Regions from separate parts of the Homo sapiens genome. Here region 2 is linked to region 1. A link is a loop called in an ENCODE intact Hi-C map of the cell type or tissue named here. Cell type or tissue: endothelial cell of umbilical vein. All regions are shown on one strand.

Evidence for each region. Peaks named below come from ENCODE experiments on the same cell type or tissue, not always from the same donor. Only the 100,000 strongest peaks of a DNase experiment are listed, where the experiment ranks them.
Region 2: a loop joins it to region 1, with 5 times the contacts of the local background. A loop is called at or near these places in 2 of 110 quality-filtered maps.

What each region holds. Positions count from the first base shown.
Region 1 is chr3:157,237,216-157,242,215 of GRCh38, forward strand. LOC101928236 (a long non-coding RNA gene) reads left to right here. Exons shown (of 10, transcript XR_007096141.1): 3 at 2,375-2,584. LOC105374179 (a long non-coding RNA gene) reads right to left here. Exons shown (of 3, transcript XR_007096142.1): 3 at 3,596-5,000. Among named protein-coding and RNA genes, the nearest start is that of CCNL1, 80 kb to the left of the region's middle. In endothelial cell of umbilical vein, a CTCF peak has its summit at 2,086 (motif pointing left); a DNase peak (open chromatin) is centred at 2,096.
Region 2 is chr3:157,444,136-157,449,135 of GRCh38, forward strand. The region is part of intron 4 of VEPH1 (ventricular zone expressed PH domain containing 1); the gene reads right to left. Among named protein-coding and RNA genes, the nearest start is that of PTX3, 9.8 kb to the left of the region's middle. In endothelial cell of umbilical vein, a CTCF peak has its summit at 3,095; a DNase peak (open chromatin) is centred at 3,066; H3K27ac peaks cover 805 bases.

The sequences.
Region 1 (5,000 bases):
ATTTCATAAAGAGGATGATTCTGGTTGATAGCCATCTCTGTCTTCTGGCATCTATAAGATATAACTCAATCTGTCTGGTCCTTCTAATTGTGCACTGGCATATGGTTATGTCCTGGCCACGGGCCTTCATTTGCTAGTTCCAGGCACCTGTGCCCAACATCCCCATCTCAGGACCTCTCTTTGCTTTCCTGAACCCTTTTCAAGGGGGGCCCTGGGAACTCTTGTCTGCTTTCCTATACCACTGGAGGTGCTGAGTCTCACTGAAGCTGTGCTCAGGCCAATCTAACAGAACATCTCTCAGACTTTGCCGGTTTTCAGCTGTAGCCTAATGTTGAATATAGGCTTCTCCAAGAGGCTTTAGGTATTTCTGGGAAGGGAAGCAGAAGTTTACTATGCTCTCAGTTCCTTCCCAAAACTACTTTAAATTTCTTCTAGAGGCTTCACCCCAGCTCCATGGAGGCCCCTTTCTCAGGAATTCATATCAATTACTTGTTTTCTTGCTCTCTTTTCCCAATTATCTTCTTTCCTCACAACTGTGAGATTTGCCTCTGTTCTAGGGAGGCAGCAGCGGCTGTGCTGAGAGGAAAGAAATGGCTTTTACATTACCCTGTGATCTTTCCAACTCCAGTGTTTATAGTATAAACTTCTTGTTCAGACCTTTAGAAATTGAGCAGAGCTTTTGGAACCAAAACAATCGTTTGTCTCTAAACATTTTAGCTTTTAATATGATAATTTCTGGTATGAATTTTGAGAGCCTATTTTGGTAGTCATGGCCAATAATTTGATTCTTTCTTCTTGCTGCATCAAGAAGAGTAATGGGCACACAGAAGCCCTGGGGGAAGGATGCCTTGGAGGAGCCCGTGTTATCTCAAATGATTATCTGCAACACTGAGTGAGTCCTTGATCTGGCTCCTAGACCGCTGTCTCCATCCTTGTGATCACTCCCTTGGTCTTGGGATTCATTTCAACTAGCTGCTGGTGCTCTTAGTTCCTTTCCTCTGCCCTTGTTTAGTCCCTGCTTTTTTTTTGTTTTTTCACAAATTATATTGTATGTGGTTTATTATTTGTTTTAAAATTGACAGATAACATTGCATTGTGGAATAGTTAAATCTAGCTAATTAACAAATGCATTACCTCACATAGTAATCATTTTTTGTGGCAAGAGCACATAACATCTACTCTCTTTACATTTTTCAAGAATATTGTCATTAACTATAGTCACCACGCTATACAATAGACCTCTTGAAGTTTCTTCCTCCTATCTAACTGTAATTTTGTATACTTTGACTAATGTCTTCCCACATTCCGCTTTCCCCAACCACCCAAGCTGGTAACTACTTTACTACTCTCTACTTCTATGAGAGCAACTTTTTTAGATTCCATATATGAGTGAGATCATGCAGTATTTGTCTTTCTGTGCCTGGCTTATTTCACTTACTATAATGTCCTCCAAGTTCATCCATGTTGTGCAAATGGCAGGATTTCATTCTCTTGTATGGATGAATAGCATTCCATTGAGTATATATACACCACATTTTCTTTATCCCTTCATTTGTCATGGGTACTTAGATTGTTTCCATATTTTGCCTATTGTAAATAGTGCTGTGAAAAATGAGAGAATGCAGATATCTCTTTGACTTAACTGATGTTTTTTCATTTGGTTATGTAAACAGATGACCTACTGATTACAATTCCTTTAGATATATACTCAGTAGTGGAATTGCTGGATCATATGATTGTTATATTTTTAATATTTTTGAGGAAACCTAAATATTGTTTTCCACAATGGCTGTACTAATTTACATTCTCACCAACAGTGTATAAGGGTTCCCTTTTCTCCACATCCTCACCAGCACTTGCTATTTTTTTGTCTTTTTGTTAATGGCCATTCTAACTGGGTGAGGTGATATCTCGTTGTGGTTTTGATTTACACTTCCCTGGTGATTAGATTTATATTTCCCTGGTGATTAGTAATGCAGAGCATTTTTTAGCAGCACCCCAGTGCTGCGCTAGTCTCTGGGGCATGGGCTTCGGGTGCAACCCAGCACTGCATCAGCCTGCCTTAGGGCTCCCCCTAGTGCTGCAATGGCTATAGCAGTAACCAGTGTGGGAACCTTGCCTGTCAACGAGCCCTGAATCTTTGGACAGGCTTACTGCTGAAGGAAGTACTTGAACAAAGTCCCTTACTGCCTTTTGAAATGGGGTTCTGCCTAAGTTCCCTCACCACAAATCCTCTCAGAGATCACAGTCCTAGAATCTACCCTCTTTGGCTGGGTCATCATTTTGATTGCAAAGCTGTCTACTTTCCAAACTTTTGCCTACTCTCTCTTCTGGGAGCCTCCTGATATAGTTCTCTATATGTCTCCTGTTGCAGGTTGTTGGATCTTTCCAGATCACCACACCACATCACCCAGCCACTCTGCCCAATGGGAGGGCAGACAGTGTTCCAGTGTAGGAGGAAGGGGTGTAAGGTGCGGGCAGTTTGTGAGGAGGGCACCAACGAGAGCTACTGTGAGAAAGTCTGCATGGTCAAAAAGTGGATTACCAAGAACAAAGCATCATAATGTTGTCCAGTGGACCCCAGGTTAGCTTAAAAGGTCTAGTCTTTGATTCTTTATGGATTATTGTTTTGATGTATGTCTTAGTCTGTTTATGCTGCTATAACAAAATACCTTAGGCTGGGTAATTTATAAAGAACAGAAGTATATTTCTCACAGTTATGGAGGTTGGAAAGTCCAAGATCAAGATGCTGACAGGTTTTGTGTCTGGTGAAGATATTTCTGCTTCCAAGATGGCATATTGAATCCTGCTTCCTCCAGAGGGAACAAACACTGTGTTCTCACATGGCAGAAGAACAGAAGAGAGAGAACCCACTCTCTCAAGCCCTCATATAAGGGCCTTAATCCTATCCATGAGAGCTTTCCCCTTATGATTTAATCACCTTCAAAATGCCCCACCTCATGACACTATTACATTGGCAATTAAATTTCAACATATGAATTTTAGGAGAAACGTTCAGACCATAGCACAATATTTTGGTAGTCAGTGACTCACTTTTAGGGCATTATCCTTTTCCTTCCCATTTATTCTCCTACTCCGAAATATTCTTCATGCCTAACTCTGAATATTTAGTCATTATAGGGATTTTACTTAATATCAGGAGGTAACTATGGTCATGGTTTTTTTGTGCCATGAGAAGCTTGATCTTTTTCTCTGGCCCTGTGTAAATGGCTGAGGATTTAAAAAGCCATTTTCTCTGACCAGTTTATGCTTGTTCTCCTATTTGCCATTCAGTAAGTAAATGGCCTTTAACACAGACGTTTTGATTTTCAAACAATAATTAGGAAAGAAAGCACTTCATATGGGGGCTGAAGATTACAGGGAAATTGCACCATCTTCTTCCTTAGTACAACAATATGTTGCTAAACCAGCAAGAACAACTAGTTGCAATTTCTCCAAACCAACAATATTTTCTTTTCAGAATCCTACCTAAAAGTGAGATTCACCAAGAAAGTTTTGTGTTTTTGAGCAAGTCTAGGTTTTAATTTTTTTTGACTCATCTGCTTCTTTAATTGAAAACAAGACAAAACAAACATGGAGTAGAAGCTTTAATCAAGTGTGTTCTAACACGCAAACACTATGGAACCCACCTGAGTCCCACTTGGATCATTTCAAATGGCTCCATATTTTTCTGTTCCCAATTAAACTTCCTAGAATGTCTCACAGGAAGCTCACATTGATAAACTTTTTGAGTAATCCAGGAACTCTTAGAACCTGATAAAGTGAAAGGATTTGGCAGGAACGTTTCAGATATGAGGAAGATTTCTCTGCAGGGTATGTTTGTCTATTAATTGGATAGTATACCTGTCCTAACTATGAAGAAATTGGCTCCGACTTGGAGAATGACTGAAAAGTGGCTATTACTCATTGATGATTTTGGTGGGAGGAAAGTAATAGCTTGTGGACTGTTAGTTTTGTCATCATAACAAACTAGATACCCTGAAAAACCTCTCAATACAAAACACCTAGAAATGATGAATTAAATATAATACATAGTCTTTAAAATATTGAGCTCAAAGGAAACAGAAGAAACTCTCATACACCAGAAGTGGTGAGATGATGCTTATACTAGTCCCCAATCCTGTTTGAGGGTATTTGGTGATCTTGGCGATCAAGAGGTTTGGGTTTCTGACATGCTAGTACAATAGGCAAGGCCTTGGCCTATGCAAGGTGGGGAGGCAGAATCAAGGCTCTGCATAATGGCTAGGGCCCTCAAAAGGCTATGCTGCCAGAAAAAAGATGCTCAGGCAAAGGGAAATGTCAAGCAAAGTTGTCTGTTTCCCCTGGCCTCTGGGTAGAAAAGAATTCAGATTCTGCCCATACACAGCTTTGAGGTTTAATTTATACAATCTGAGTGGTCAGAAACTCCAAGTCAAGATATTAACATGAAATTGTTCCAGTTTGATAGCACGTCCGCCATCTGGCAGAACAATTAAAAAAAAAAAAAATCCTTTCCTGGCAGCCATGCGGACTCACCAAGGGCTCCTGGCCATGCCCTCTCCCAAGATTCTCCATAAAATTAGTTGGTTGCTTCTTGCCCTGAGGCAGCCCAGTGAAGTCTAGGGTGTGGTGATCCCATGTTGTTGATGGGGAAAAAGGGAGTGATGGGGTGCTTGAGGGCTTCTTAAGCCATAGTTCAAGCATAGCGAGTGCCCCCTCTTCTTCTGAAAGGGCCAGATACCTGGCCTCATCCTCTCCACAAAGAACTCTCTTGGGATCCTCAGGGGATCCAGGTTAGGGCAGAGCCCTAGGGCTCAGAGAGGGGGGTCAGTAATTAACCTGGGCCCTAGCACTGTAAAAGTGACAGTTTGATCTCCCCACTGTCCTTCTTCCCCTGCCCACCAGGGACAAGGCTTCCAGAAAGAGGGGACCACTGGGAAATTCTGCCTCTTGTTCAGATAAAGTTCTTCCCGCTGCAAGGCTCCGAGCTTCATTCTTCA
Region 2 (5,000 bases), 210 kb after region 1:
TAGATTCTATGTGAGGGCTGATAGAAGGGCCTCACAAAGCTGATTCTGAAATGTTGTGGGCCCACAGTGATGATATGTCCTCTGAAAGATAGGGCATGGACAACCACAGGACATTTCCTCTTCATGAGGTTTGGAGAATAGGACCAGGAGTAATTTTGTAACTAACTAGCTAGGTGTCAGACAAGTTACATAACTCCTCTGCTTCTTCTCAGTAAAAGGAGGTGATTGGACTCAGTGCCTTTCAGCAATAAAATTCCATGAATCTAATAATTTTTGAGTATGTTCATCATATAAGTATAGCTTCATTCCACTTGTGAAACCCACAAACGAGGCTAAGCCTCTAAGAAAATCACTTGTAGTTAGGGGCTGATAGGCCAGTCTCAGACTCTTGGAGATCACATAATTCAAGGCTCTAGGCACACTGGGCACATGCAAAGTCCCTGTCTAGCCATTGTCTATATGACTTGAACTCCCAGCTGGAAGAAGGAAAACTAGACCCAAAACTTAAGCAGAAAATTAGGCATGATTTAAATTCCTTTACATGCTGCAACACGAATTATACATGTTTAAGTGATGCCAGATGTTGCAGGCCGAGATAAATGCAAACTCATATGCTGACAGAATTTAATATAAGAAAACTTTTAATTTTTTTAAGTAATTACATGTTTAGGGTGAAGAACAAACAAATAGAAGAAAATAAAATAATACTTGGGTTAAAAAAGTAGAAATTTCATCTGTTAGAGCAGTAAGTCTAGCTAGGAGTTCTAGGGACTTCTAATTGTTCCCAGATATTCATTTTCTCTCTTTCTCTAAATGACAGAATCCTAGCTTTAGTGGAACATGTGACCACTCAGAGTAAATTCTATATTTTTCAACATTACTTGCAGCTTGATGCAGCCATATAACTATGTTCTGACCAACGCTGAAATATTATATGTGATTCTTTTCCTCCTTCTGTCTGATTGGAATATGGTAATGGGCTGGAATTTCAGCAACCATCTTAGACCAGGAGACCCCATGCAACAATACAGAAGAAGCATGGGTTCCTGGTCATTGTGAAGCCATCTAGCCAGCCCTGAGCTGCCTGCCCACGGACTTCTTTTACGTGAGAGAAAAATATACTTTTGTCGTGTTTAATCTTTTAGTTGGTTGATCACTCAATCTAATTTTGATCCAGTAATTTTTATTTTAATTTAAAAAACTACAGCCAGGCGGGGTGGCTCAAGCCTGTAATCCCAGCACTTTGGGAGTCTGAGCCAGGCAGATCAGAAGCTCAGGAGATCGAGACCATCCTGGCCAACATGGTGAAACCCGTTTCTACTAAAAATACAAAAAATGAGCCAGGCATGGTGGTACGCACCTGCAGTCCCAGCTACTCGGGAGGCTGAGGCAGGAGAATCTCTCGAACCTGGGAGATGGAGGTTGCAGTGAGCCCAGATCATGGCACTGCACTCCAGCCTGGCAACAGAGTGAGACTCTGTCTCAAAATAAGTAAATACATAAATTAGCTGGGTGTAGTGGCGTGCGCCTGTAATCCCAGCTACTCAGGAGGGTGAGGCAGGAGAATCTCTTGAACCCGGGAGGCGGAGATTGCAGTGAGCCAAGATCGCACCACTGCACTGCAGCCTGGCAACAGAGCGAGACTTCATCTCAAAAAAGCAAAACAAAACAACAACAACAGCAACAAAAACAACTACGCACTTTATTCTCCCTAAAACACCCATAACCTAAACTTGGAAAATGCATTTTACAAATTCTCAGGAAGTTGGATATCTGACTTAAAAAAACAACAACAACTAAGCAATAACATTTAATGACTTTGAGAATATATAGGTGTTAGCAAAAGGAGGAAATAAGAAATGTGCAAAACTGAGATAAAATATCTAAAGAGAAGTATCAGCATGCTGGCTTATGTTAGCACATTGTCACACATTTTCATTTACCAAATACTTATTGCGACATCACCATATTACAGCATAGTAAAGTAATTGTGCAAGATGACTCAAGCTATTAGGAGGAAAGATGTATGTGTAATAAATATGTAATATATATATATACATATAAATAATATTATTTGTGTGTGTAGAGTGAACAACTGTCCTGGTTTGCCTAAGACTGTCCCATCTTTAGCACTGAAAGTTCCATGTCCTGGGAAGCCCTCAGTCCCACGCAAACTGGAACAGTTTTTCACTCTAGTATGTATGTATATATCTCCAGCAGAGCTAATTTTTTGGCAGAGATAATATATGAACTAAACACAGTTGATATTATTTTCCTTGTCTATTACAATATAAATTGGCTTATAAGTATTAACACCTTTAAAATATATTCAGAACATTCTACTACCAAGCATATAGTGTAGAATTGTAGAGCTTTCTATTTACAATTACTTGATTGACTTCACTTTAACAAAGAATTAGATTTGCAAACAAACAAGAAATTATAATTGATTTTTATTTCATTTCCTGTCAAATCTTAGATTAGAAATCTCTTCCCTGAGTTTTACTAAGGCCAAATGTTTCCAGCATTGTCTTTCAGCCACTTAAGAAATGCACTCCTAAGGTTAAAGTCTTGGTTAAGGTAATTGTATATGTTCATTGATGTATTCTTGGATTCAGTGAACATGAACACTCCTATCGTTGATCCTTGCATCAAGTTTTATAAATCTGGAGTGTAGCAGAAAAGTTTGCTGGGTTTGGGGTCAGAAATCCAGTATTCAAATCCTGGCACCATCACCTACTAACTTAATAACTCTAAGAAATCAGGCCTGTCAAGTAATCTCTATGAGTCTCAAATTAGTCAGGAACTTAGGGATAACAAGACTTGCCTACCTTGTTGAAAGATTAGTAAGCAGATAATTTTCAAAAAAGTGTTTTATAAACCATGAAGTTATATTGAAAATAAGATAGTTATCTTAAAAAATGTTTTTCCAAGTTGTTTTCAGTGGATTGAAACTAAATAAGCAAGCAAACAAAAATACGAACAAATAAATGAATGTAAGGATTCTTTTCCATTGTGGGTAAGTCATTTTCAGAGTTCAGCACACAAATGTCCAAATCTATGCAGGCCTTGTTCTACTTCACAGCAGCATCTACTGGTGAAGTCAAGAAGGTGCAAACTCTGAGTTAGATCAGATCCAAGATTTGGTTAACAATTTAGAAGTCTTTTCCTGTTTTAAGACGTCTCTATTCCTTGATCCATATGTGCATTGTCTTTTCATAACTTTACATTTAATAGTTTTCTATGGGTATAAATATTCAGGTTGAATATTCTTAATAAGATTGCTTAGTAGCTTGTTTCCTAGAATATTTGATTAATAAATTCTTTCCCAACAACTTGTTTTATGGTGAACTTAAAAACCACTTCCTTTAAGAATAATTGTATCATGAATTTTTAATGGTTAAGCATTTCCCTAGAGATTATGAAACTCCATGAGTGGATATGGTTCTGCTTCCAATCTTTTTTTTTTTTTTTTTTGAAATGGAGTCTCACTCTGTCTCCCAGGCTGGAGTGGAGTGGCATGATCTCGGCTCACTGCAACCTCTGCCTCCCAGGTTCAAGTGATTCTTCTGCCTCAGCCTCCTGAGTAGCTGGGACTACAGGTGTGTGCCACCACGCCTGGCTAATTTTTGTATTTTTAGTAGAGATGGGGTTTTACCATGTTGGCCAGCCTGGTCTTGAACTCCTGACAACAAGTGATCTGCCCATCTCAGCCTCCCAAAGTGCTGGAATTACAGGCATGAGCCACAGCGCCTAGCCTGCCTCCAGTCTTTTAATATGGACCTGGTACACAGCAGATACTCAATTGGTGATGACAAAAACAACCAGAACGATGATGATGATGATGATGATGATGATAGAAATCATGGTAACCATTGATGAACTATGGGCCCAGAATTGTACAAAACATAGATATTTTATCTATTTAAGTCTCATACATCCTATATCACATATATTATAACTGTCATATTAAATGGGGGGGGGACAATTTTCTATCTCCATTTTTCTGAGACTGCTCACCAAGCAATGGTTTGAAATTTGTCTCACACAGAGAAAAAATGAGCTGAATTTATCATAATTAACTAGACAGTATTTTCCAGGTCATTGCCAGCAAGTAAAAAAGGAATTTGGACTCTTGATGAGATGTTACATTTTCTTCCCAAAGACTTTCTACTTAAGTTTCCAATCATTTGAAGTCGTTTTGTGACTTGTGCCAGAGGAGCATGTAAAAGGCATATTGATGGTGAGGCATATTTCTTTATTATGATCACTGATTCAGAAATGCAGAAAAAGGGACATTACTACTTTTAGATTAAATAGCAATGGTGTTCATTGCATTATGGAGTTTCACATCAAAATTTTAAAAGGGCTTCCCTATAAACCCTCAGATAATCCACTGCAGTTGTAGGGTCTTCAATAATATTTTCAGCTTCTTGAGTGAAAGATATGCTAACTTGTGCTGCACTAAGCATTGGTTGTGCTTTTATTTATCAGTACTGAAAAGGCATTACAGACCATTTTCATATGGCAAAGAACAAGTTTGGAGACTTATTCGGGAGCACTGGAAAACAACTTTCTTTTCTAAAAAGGTTCTGATGTTACAAAACATCACATTTTACCCCTGATATAATTTAAGCAGAAAACAAATTCATTGCCCAAGTGATATGGTTTGGCTCTGTGTCCCCACCCAAATCTCATCTTGAATTGTACTCCCATAATTCCCACATGTTGTGGGAGGGACCCAGTGGGAGATACTTGAATCATGAGGGTGGTTTCCCCCATACTATTCTCATGGTAGTAAATAAGTCTCATGAGATGTGATGGTTTTATAAGGGGTTTCAGCTTTCACTACCTCCTCATACTCTCTTGCCACCACCATGTAAGAAGTGCCTTTCACCTTCCACCATGATTGTGAGGCCTCCCTAGCCACGTGGAACTGTGAGTCCAATAAACATCTTTCTTTTGGAAATTGCCCAGTCTCAGGTACATCTTTATCAGCA